Regions from separate parts of the Homo sapiens genome. Here region 1 is linked to region 2. The links are chromatin loops, found by intact Hi-C in ENCODE. Cell type or tissue: thyroid gland. All regions are shown on one strand. Each heading gives the region's core, and the rest is flanking DNA. Links, peaks and the distances in the headings are about the cores only.

The links. Hi-C counts contacts between places; a loop is a spot of excess contacts. Peaks named below come from ENCODE experiments on the same cell type or tissue, not always from the same donor. Only the 100,000 strongest peaks of a DNase experiment are listed, where the experiment ranks them.
Region 1: it touches region 2 in a loop (3-fold over the local background); 48 of 110 quality-filtered maps call a loop at or near these places.

The regions. Positions count from the first base shown.
Region 1 is chr14:36,602,353-36,607,737 of GRCh38, reverse strand. No RefSeq gene overlaps it. Among named protein-coding and RNA genes, the nearest start is that of NKX2-8, 22 kb to the right of the region's middle. In thyroid gland, for the core only: a CTCF peak has its summit at 2,637 (motif pointing right); DNase peaks (open chromatin) are centred at 2,627 and 2,977; H3K27ac peaks cover 574 bases.
Region 2 is chr14:36,554,599-36,559,983 of GRCh38, reverse strand. The region is part of intron 1 of LOC105370453 (a long non-coding RNA gene); the gene reads right to left. Among named protein-coding and RNA genes, the nearest start is that of NKX2-8, 25 kb to the left of the region's middle. RefSeq lists a silencer at 3,319-3,475. In thyroid gland, for the core only: a CTCF peak has its summit at 2,967 (motif pointing right); no DNase peak of the experiment used is centred there.

The sequences.
Region 1 (5,385 bases), core at 317-5,316, 48 kb before region 2:
ATGAAGGCATGTACTGATCAAGAGAGCCTAGGTACGCTGCAGTAACAAACAGTGCCAGAACATCAGTGGCTTAAACAGCAAGGGTTTACTTCTCACTCATGTGAAGTCCTTTATGGGTCCCATCAATGCTCTAGTAAGCTGTCCTTTGCATGGTGGCTCAACATTCCAGGTTACTTTGATCTTGTAGCCTTGCTGCATTAACATGGTCTCCCATGCAGGGGATGAGGGGCACTAAGAATCTTACACAACTCTTGAATGTTTCCACACTAAAGAGATAGATTTCATGTCCTCTCACATTTTATTGGCCAAAGCAAGTCACTTGACTTGGAGGGAATGGGGAGGGGCAATCTTCATAAGCATTTGGAAGAAGAGGAGACCTGGAAAAATCACAAGTAGCAGCAGTGTCTGCCATAAGGTATCTCTATCTCTGCCTCTTCTTCCAAGTCTGCTACAAACCTACATTTCCTGATGCTTGGAACAAGGTTTTAGGTAACGCACAATGCAAAGATACAGTCAACAGAGGGTTCAAATTCCACTCTTTTCTGCACAGACAGATTGTGTCCATGGCTTGCTTCTCCAGTCTGTTCTCCTGAAGTCAGCATGGTCTAGCTGAGTAGAATGAAGGATGTTCCCCTAGACCGTGCCAGGGAAAATGGGCCAGGACTCTGGTGGGGTTGGGGGTGGGACTGGGGCATAAAAGCAGAACACATGGCCAGCAACAGAGAGCAGGTTCTTGCAAACAGGCTAGGTTACTTGATAGTTTCTGTTCCCTGAGGATTTAAAATATGCTTAGCTGAAAAATGGAAACTACTATGATTAGGCTGACCCACTAGCTGCATTATGGGTAAGTAATAAAAGCCAAATTTAAGGGCAGTCCTTTTAGAGTTATAATAAATACTAATAATTTCTTAAGATTAAACATTGTAAGGTCCTTTTATGACTAGAAACAGTAAAGAACATTTACAGCTCTGCAAATATTTTCTCTGATGCTTCCTTCATTTCTTGATGCACTGGTGCCTAAAAAACTTTGTGTGGTCTCCACTGTGCCTGGCTTCACACTCTGCAGGGGTCTGACCCTGGAGTGGATTAGACTTTGAATGAGGCTATAGATTAGGTAAGGAGTCTTGGGCCTCCTCTTCAGCAGTAATCCTGAAAGGGCCTTTGCGTAAATTCTAGGCATCTTCAAACTGATCTCATTCAGTATTTGGGTTTATAATAGGTCACTATCCCACTTTTATTTCTGGCATAAATTTTGAAACAGATCACTGCTGTTTCACACTGTTGTTTTATCAACAGCAGGAGGAGTCCCACTCAGGGAAAATCCCAACTGAACAGTACTGTTCTTGCCTAAAATGGAGATTTTGCCAGAGTTAAGAAAGATGCAGCTGGCAAAAGGCACTGTTGCCACTTTTCTCGAAACTTTGCTTTAGGTACAGCCCAGCAGATCGGATGGATCACAGCTTGGCTATGGTTCTGCGGTAATTCAGAACTAAAACATAACTCCAAAAGAAAGACTCAAAATGTGGCTCCTCTCACTAGTGTAAGTTTAACAGCTCACTAGGCTGTTAAACTTACACTTAGCTGTCCTGTGTTTCTTTGGCAGTTTTGTAGCAGAGTTCTTACTCTGTCATACAGCGGGCGGGGGCTTTGGTGCACACATTTCTTGGAAGTGACACAAGAAAAGAAGCTGGGATTACTTTTTACAAGCATTGGCTCCAGAAATTAGAACAGATAATCCTCCTTAGTGCCACTGTACAACTTAATCAGAGGAAAAACATTTATGGAGCAGAAGATCCTTTAGAAAAATTGGCCCCTTTGTCCAAATAAATGGTGTGGATTTTACTTCAAACAGCTGAAAGCCATAAACAGGGAGAGTTGGGAGAGAACTCTGGAATAAATGGTTGAATTGAACTGAATTGTATCAGAATATGTGTATGAAGCAAGAATAGAAGGAATGAAGAATATGCTGCAGAACAAAAGTGTGCCTTGAACTTCATGGAGCTGCCAGCCTCCAACTCTTAAGCAAGGAAGCCTCTCATTTGGAGGATTTTTATATAAAATCCATGCAGTTTTCAGGCAGAGCTCTAGAGGGCAGAAAAGATATAGGTTCCTTGATGAAGAAAGTCACATTCACAAATTCAGGGTACCAATATTTTTTACATACTGTGCCTTTTTTTTTTTTTTTGACTAATGGCTCGGTTTAAATAGACTCTAGTTTACTATAGAATCACAAAATTTGAGGTCTTAGAAGGCTTGTAGTGTTGACAAGTTAGTTCTGTCCTATCATTTTATAACAGAGAAACAGTCTTTAAGGGGTTAAATGATTTTCCTAAGGTCATCCAGGTAGAGAGCAGCAGTTAAGACCAACCCTACTTCCCTGACCATCCCCCACACACTTGAACTCTTACACATTTAGTCAAGGTTTAAGAATGCCAACTTTTTTTCATCCTAAAACAATCTGGTCATAATGGAGACTTGAGTTCAAACTCATATTCTTGTCCTATGAAAAAGGACTGACTGGATTGGTAAGCCTGAAGCCGGTGCTGTCATTAAACTTGGACAGAGATCTCCAATGAGCCGGATCTATTTGAATTTCCTCAGCCAATACTTCCAGGCTTTGGACTCTAGGTGGCGACATAGGACCTTCGTTTTGCTTTCTAGGGAAACTGGACAAACCCTTCAGGAAGAAACCTGATTATTGCAGTTCTTCTTGACCCAAGGCAGACTGACAGCATTTTCTCTTAGCTAAGCTAATGATCAGGGCCTGGGTGCTCACTTATCAGATACTATAATTATTTTGACTATAATCCTGTGACAATGACTGTTATTTAACAGGTCTTCCAGTTGTGTCATATGTTTGGCAGGGTCATACCTGGAGAGAAGAGCATTTTTATTGATTTTTAAGCTTAACAACATTCTTGTGGCAGCTGCCCCTCCTTTTCACTGGGCCACCTCTGCCTCTTCTTTACTCTCCCCAGCCCAGTCACGCTGCATGACCTTACCTGCCTCCAACCCCCACCAAACATACTAATCTAGTGGAACTGGCTTTAAATGAACATAATGAACCACTCTGAAAGAAAAAAGCATTCAGAGGGCGGTCTGGTAAATTGAGAAGGGAGAGGGTGGCACTTCACGCATTTGATTTCTGGCTCCTTATCATCTCTAGAGCAAGGTGCTTCAAGAAATGGTCTAAGAATGACATGGGACATTTTCTTGTAAAAATGCAGAATTTGTGGGTACACTCCAGACATCCTTGGTCCCAGTCTCTCGGGGTAGGCCTTGGAATCCATCTGTTTAATTCCTAAATAGATTGTGTTGTGAACCACAGCTGCAAAGAAGCTGCAGACCTTTTAAAATCAGCTGATGGTGCTGTCTCCCTCACCACCTGATTTGCTGGCCTGGTGCCTGATTTCCATTGCTGAACTCAGAGCCTTACTGTTTCTTTTTTTTTTTTATATACTTTCAGTTTTTGGGTACACGTGCACAACGTGCAGGTTTGTTACATATGTATACATGTGCCATGTTGGTGGGCTGCACCCATTAACTCATCATTTACATTAGGTATATCTCCTAATGCTATCCCTCCCCACTTCCCCCACCCCATGACAGGGCCCGGTGTGTGATGGTCCTCACCATGTGTCCAAGAGTTCTCATTGTTCAATGCCCACCTATGAGTGAGAACATGTGGTGTTTGGTTTTCTGTCCTTGTGATAGTTTGCTCAAAATGATGGTTTCCAGCTTCATCCATGTCCCTACAAAGGACGTGAACTCATTCTTTTTTATGGCTGCATAGTATTCCATGGTGTATATGTGCCACATTTTCTTAATCCAGTCTATCATTGTTGGACATTTGGGTTGGTTCCAAGTCTTTGCTATTGTGAACAGTGCTACAATAAACATACATGTGCATGTGTCTTTATAGCAGCATGATTTATAATCCTTTGGGTATATACCCAGTAATGGGATGGCTGGGTCAAATGATATTTCTAGTTCTAGATCCTTGAGGAATCACCACACTGTCTTCCACAATGGTTGAACTAGTTTACAGTTCCACCAACAGTGTAAAAGTGTTCCTATTTCTCCACATCCTCTCCAGCACCTGTTGTTTCCTGACTTTTTAATGATTGCCATTCTAACTGGTGTGAGATGGTATCCCATTGTGGTTTTGATTTGCATTTCTCTGATGGCCAGTGATGATGAGCATTTTTTCATGTGTGTGTTGGCTGCATAAATGTCTTCTTTTGAGAAGTGCCTGTTCATATCCTTTGCCTACTTTTTGATGGGGTTGTTTGATTTTTTCTTGTAAATCTGTTTAAGTTCTTTGTAGATTCTGTATATTAGCCTTTTGTCAGATGGGTAGATTGCAAAAATTTTCTCCCATTCTGTAGGTTGCCTGTTCACTCTGATGGTAGTTTCTTTTGCTGTGCAGAAGCTCTTTAGTTTAATTAGATCCCATTTCTCAATTTTGGCTTTTGTTGCCATTGCTTTTGGTGTTTTGGACATGAAGTACTGTTTCTTAATAAAGACAACCACGCCATCTCCCAGCCCCTGCTCTCCCCTCCTTTTTCCCTCACAGGAACCTGACCCCATAGCACCTAGGGACACGTGACTAGAAAGGCAATATGGAATGGAAGGGATGTGAATACTGTAGTCATTTCCAGTATTTTTTCTCCCTTCTTTCTCCCACTCTAAATTTTTAAAATGTGATCTTAAATTTCATAATATACAAACAGATTCTTATTACAGAAATTCAAATTATATAGAGGACATTATAGCCCCTTTCAACCTTCCCCATCCAACATTCCCCCCAAATAGGATTGTGCTGTACATTATTTTGAAATGTGCTTTCATGATGTAATGTCATGCTTTAGGAATTTTCCCACATGAGTAGTTAAGTTTACTTCATTCTTTTGAACTGCTGCAAAGCAGTCTTTTCTCTAGGATACCAATTGTTAAAAAATTATACACACAATTTCGCATACTACTTTTTACATTTCATAGTGTGTCATGAACATTTTCCCATCTCATTATACGTTCTTCATAAAACATGGTTTTTAATGATTACATAGTATTCCAGCATATAATTATACCAAAATCAATAATTAATTTAATAATTCTCCAACTTCTGCATTTTTAGATTGTCTCCATTTTTTTTTTTTTCTCGAGACAGGGTCTCACTTTATCGCTCAGGCTGGAATGCAATGGTGCAATCACAGCTCACTGCGGCCTCAATCTCCCTGGGCTCAGGTGATCCTCCCACCTTAGCCTCCCAAGTAGCTGGGACCATAGGCACACACCACCACACCTGGCTAATTTTTGTATTTTTTTTTAATAGAGTCGTGGTTTTGCCATATTGCTTGAACTCCTGGGCTCAAGCAATCCGCC
Region 2 (5,385 bases), core at 308-5,307:
TTTACTTCTGTCAGTTGCTGTGAGGACAGCGCCCATATAAGTCGTGTTCACCTCTGTATTTGCAGCACCTAGTACAGTGCACGGCCCATGGCGGTCTTTCAGGAAACATATCTAAAATGCATGTAAATGAATGAAGTAGCAGTGCTATAGGACTAGGCCTGGGTGGGATTTAGGTGTTCCCAGAGGGGCCTGAGCTGACACTGATCTGAGAAGTGCCTCGGGCTTCTAACACTCTTTCTGCTGGGATAACTGCGGTTGGGGCTAGGTTGGGGAGGCCGTAAACCATTCCTGACACTGAATGAGAACCAAACTAGTCTCCAGGGAAGAGAGAAGAGGAAATATAGCATTTTGTTGGGAAATTTTTCCTCAGTAAGTTCACTCTGGGTCATTTAGTTCTTTATGCCCAAAAAAGTTAACACACCCATCAGTAACAGTGAGTGCTCTGATCTTAAATTTGTTTAAAATCAGGACAGGGATGACTGCATATAACAAAAGAAGGTGAGTCACAAGAAATCCAGTGTTATTAAGAAAATATATGCCGGGCACGGTGGCTTACACCTGTAATCCCAGAACTTTGGGAGGCCAAGGCAGGCGGATCACGAGGTCGGGAGACTGAGACCATCCTGGCCAACATGGTGAAACCCCATCTCTACTAAAAATACAAAAATTAGCTGGGCATAGTGGCACGTGCCTGTAATCCCAGCTACTTGGAGGTTGAGGCAGGAGAATCACTTGAACCACAGAGTCAGAGGTTGCAGTGAGCCAAGATCACACCACCGCACTCTAGCCCGGTAATAGAGCGAGCCTCCGTCTAAAAAAAAAAAAAAAAAAAAGCAATAACACTTTATAAACATTGTGATATTTATTTTCATTTTCAGCATTAACAGAGGTGACAAATATTACGTGTCCATTTTTCTGAACCTATAGCTAAAGCCATCTTTTCCAGAGAAAGAATGAAATTTTTAAAATATTTGAGAAAGAAATCTCCAAATGCTAAAGAAACCTCTGTATAGGAAAGGAAGTTACTCACACATCTACAAAGGAAGAAGAGATGGGGAAGAAACTCTGGAGGTGCTGAATAGCTCTAGTACATTTTGATTGAGGTCTAGACTAGAGAAACTAGCCTAAAATTACAGTAGGACATATTAGGTTAGACAGCAGAGGAAGAGATCAAGAGATCCAACTCTCTCTCTCTCTCTCACACACACACACACACACTCACACACTCACCCCTCACACACATTAGCAGATTGTTGTATACTGAGTTTGTTTAAAAGACAGGGGTATATCCAGGCTACTTTTTCCAAGGCAACTTTAAACATTAAATGACAGATGTTTTTCTTCCTCTAGCAGTTCCTTTTGTAAAAGGAGGGGACTCTACACTTTTAGATTTCTCTTGTTTGGAACCTTGTCAGCATTGCTTTGCCCATTTCAAGAAAATGTTTTCAGAAATTGTGAACATCGCTGATAACATCAGTTCCCTCATCAGAAAAGCAATCAAGCTGGTGTGCATGCACTCTGGATGGTATATGGGGGTGGTCACTGGGAATGGTAGGCCTCTTCCTTGTTATTATGTGTTACTAACCAGAATTTGGGAAATATATTTGACTATAAATTCTTGATATCAAATCTGCCAGCACCAGCCAGAGATAGGAATAATAGATATCAAGTTAAAGGCAGATTTAAGTGACTGTAGTTTAGGCAAGCACTTGCTAAAAGTTAGGGCAGGGGTCCCCAACCCCCAGGCCCCAGACCAGTACCAGTCCATGGTCTATTAGGAACTGGGCCGCACAGCAGGAGGTGAGCAGCGGGCAGGTGAGTGAGTGAAGCTTCATCGGTATTTACAGCTGATCCCCATCGCTGGCATTACCGCCTGAGCTCCACCTCCTGTCAGATAAGCAGCAGCATTTGATTCTCACAGGGGCATGAATCCTACTGTGAACTGTGCATGTGAGGGATCTAGGTTGTGTGCTCCTTATTTTTGTTGCTGATGTTGTTTAGTGTGGGCTGGGGGTGGGGCGGAGGGGAAAGGACAAGTGTTCTAGCTGGGAGCACCCTCCGGGCATGGAACACAGGTCCTACCTGGAAAGGTCTAAGATTCTCTCATCTGTCCTCCTATGGTGTATTAAGCACCACAGCTGCAGGAGATCAGAATTTTACTGTTTAATTATTTAATGCTGGTTTTCTTACAGCCTACCCTGTATCTCCAGTTTTAGTTCCTATTATTATAAGTTTTTCTGGCCTAGTCCCTGAACCTTTAGAACTTAAATTTCTCTCTGGCTCTTGGCCTGTAGTATGACACGAATTTTCGTATTTGTTTTTCTCTCTACGTGTGTTAGCAAAATTGAAGTTTTGAATAAAAGTGTTGCCAAATGATAAAATGTATGGTTGTCAAATATTTATCTATAAGTCTTTTCCTTTATTAAAATAAAAACTCAATTCGTGATTACTGTAGAAAGTTGGAAGCATAAAACAGTCCAATAACCAGTTGTTTGAAAAGCTAAGGGAAAGCCAGTTGTGTTTTGCTGGTGGCAAAATTGAAGGTGCACTGATTCTGGAATAAGAAAACACGGGTTCAAATAGAGGTTCTGCAGTTGCCTGGCTTCGCGGTCTTTAATATGTCAGTAAAATTGAGGCAAAAATTAAATGCCTTACTCTGAAAAGGCATGCATGCGGGAGGGCCCACACAAAGTAGCCACCCAGTAAAAGGTTAAGAGACTTGCACTGAATAATGAGAAAATGGGCGATTAGAGTTTTTAATATGCCTGCACATTTTCTCTCTGTTCTGACCCCACTTCATGACATACAGCAAATCTTAAAAAGAGAGAAAAGAAAAAGAAATAAAGGGAAAAAGAGTATATCGATCTGATATTGCTTTAAGGCCTTTAGAATAGTGATACTTTATATCGAAAGATTGAACCATTTTTATGAAAACTCAAAACACTTCCTTCCCTCCGAGCACTGTGCCTCCACCCCTAGAGGGCAGCATGCCCCCAAAGAAATTCACCCAGGGCCCAATTAGAATCCATCTAAATGGCCAATTACCTTCAATTGAATTATTTCTCATCGACTTTAAAAATAACCCTTGAAACTCATTAGGCACACTATCCAGAATTTAAGGGAGTGTTACCTGCACTTTCTAATGACTCCCTCAGAAGCATGTTTTATTGAGACTGTCAAATAAATAAAGTGCCCAGGAAATTAAGAAACCTGGTGACCAGGCATCGCCTTTGTGGAAGGACCTCTACTCAGGAGGAAGCCCCTGCTGGTTTCCCACATGAGGCCGCTCCTTTGAAAGTGATTTTCTGCCACAACCTCTCCTCTTCCAACTCTCCTCAGAGCTCAGAAGTGACAAGGTGAGAGCTAGAGGTCCTTGCTCTTCCTCATCCCACCCACCTGCCTCCTTCACGTCCCTTCATTCCTGGCCCGTTAGGTTAAGGGCGCTTAAGGCACTTGAGCCTGGGCTCTTACCCACTGTTCTTTTGTTTCTAGAATTAGCTTTCACTTTCCTTCACTAACACCTTCATCACTGCCTCATACATAATGGAGAAAACACAGGCCTCACCCACTTTCAGACCCCAAATCCTCCCAATGATATGATGAGGCCCACTGCACACAATGCTTCACAGGCTCTCCAGCCCAGCAGCTCTCAAGCATTTGGGGCACATAGCACTGGCATTTTACACCCAAGTCTCCATGCCGCCTCCTCAGTGTCTTTCTGTCTTCAGGAGCTCTGAGTTGCAATCCAGGCCCAGCTGCTAATCAGAGCCTCGTGGTTCTAATATGCAAAATGAAAGAGGATGCCAGCTGCCTTCACCCAAGTTCTAGAGAGGCAGATAGGGATTAACAGTCACTTTGATGCCACAGTCATCTTGGAGAAAAGATGACACAATTTCTTCTATTCATAGAGACACATCAGTGAGGTTTCTAAACTCATTCTGGTTTGATTTTTGGATTTCTAGTGATTTTTTTCTCAAAAAATATGGGGTTTGGGTGGATAAAACAGTTTTCATCTATGTATGGGATGTTGTCAAAACAGGACACTAGAGTTGTTTTTGTTTTAATGAAAAATAACACTTCCAATATTGAAAGGCAGTATCCATTAATTCAATCGAACATTATTTCATAAGCAAATATGTTTGAAAAAATTAGCAAGTAAATGCATAAATAAATTACCTACATTGAAAGCTGATACTGGCAGATATGATAACATGTTTCCTGCTAACTAGTTTACATTTCTTTTGAAGTGAATTTCTGGCTGACAGTGTTCATGTCACAGATGCTATCCTCACCTGCTTCATTAAGGCCTGTTTAGAATACAGTTCTAATGTAGGTTTTATTCCATGTAAAGCCACCTAGAGATAATTTTAAATGATGATATCGACTAACAAACACGTAATCAAGAAGCTCTTAAAAATTTATTAAAATTCAGGTCTTTCACCATTAGCAAACCTGCTTCATTAACATATTAATAGATAATGTTCCTGCTCATAATTAGCGTGTATTTTCTTTGCATCATTGTAGTTGAAAGAATTCAGGTGGGGTTTGATAGAAAAGTTTTTTTTATCTCTGCCAACAAAGCACCTGGGAGAATAACCGAAGCTCCTGACCACCCATTTCCATTTTAATCATCCGCTTCCTTCCTCCCACATAGTTTTTCTCCTTAAGCTCAGTTTTATTTATTTACCCCATATTCAGCCTTCTGTGAATTACAGACATGTTAAGCCATGGACTACCTGCAAGTGAACAAGGATTTGGCCTACTTACTGACGGATGAATGCTAACTGCAAGAGAAACTCCAGGTGTAAAAATATTTTCATCCAGAGGTTGAGAAAAGCTGGAATCTGAAAACTGAAAATAAGCTCATCTTTTTCTTCAAAATAATTAAAAATCTTACTTGTTCCATGAGAGTGTATTGAATATAGAATATAGTCTATGTCACGTTTTTATGAAAAGAGTGATGTCCATTTCAAGGAATGATGTTTTACAGAGAGGAATAATTGAGGGATCTGCCTAAGGAGGCTTTTGTTTTTGTTTTTGGAGTGACCACAAAATGAGAGTAAGTCTATAACTGAGGTCTTTGGAATAAAGCTACAGGGTTATTTTGAAATATTCTCACTGCAGTGATATACTACTGGTAACTTATTAGCAATAAAGAATGGAATTGGTACTATCCCTTAAGATAAAAGGGAAAATAATATTTATACTAAAAATAGCGATTATCTTCTAATGTGGTCTAAACTGCCAGCCAATTGTGTTGACCACTGCCATTTTGGAGCAACACAATTCTGTGACTTTAGAGCACGTCTTGACATGAGGCAGAAGCCTCCCACATGCTCTAGCATACTGGAACCTCTTGGATGGGTCAGAGATTAGTTTTACTTA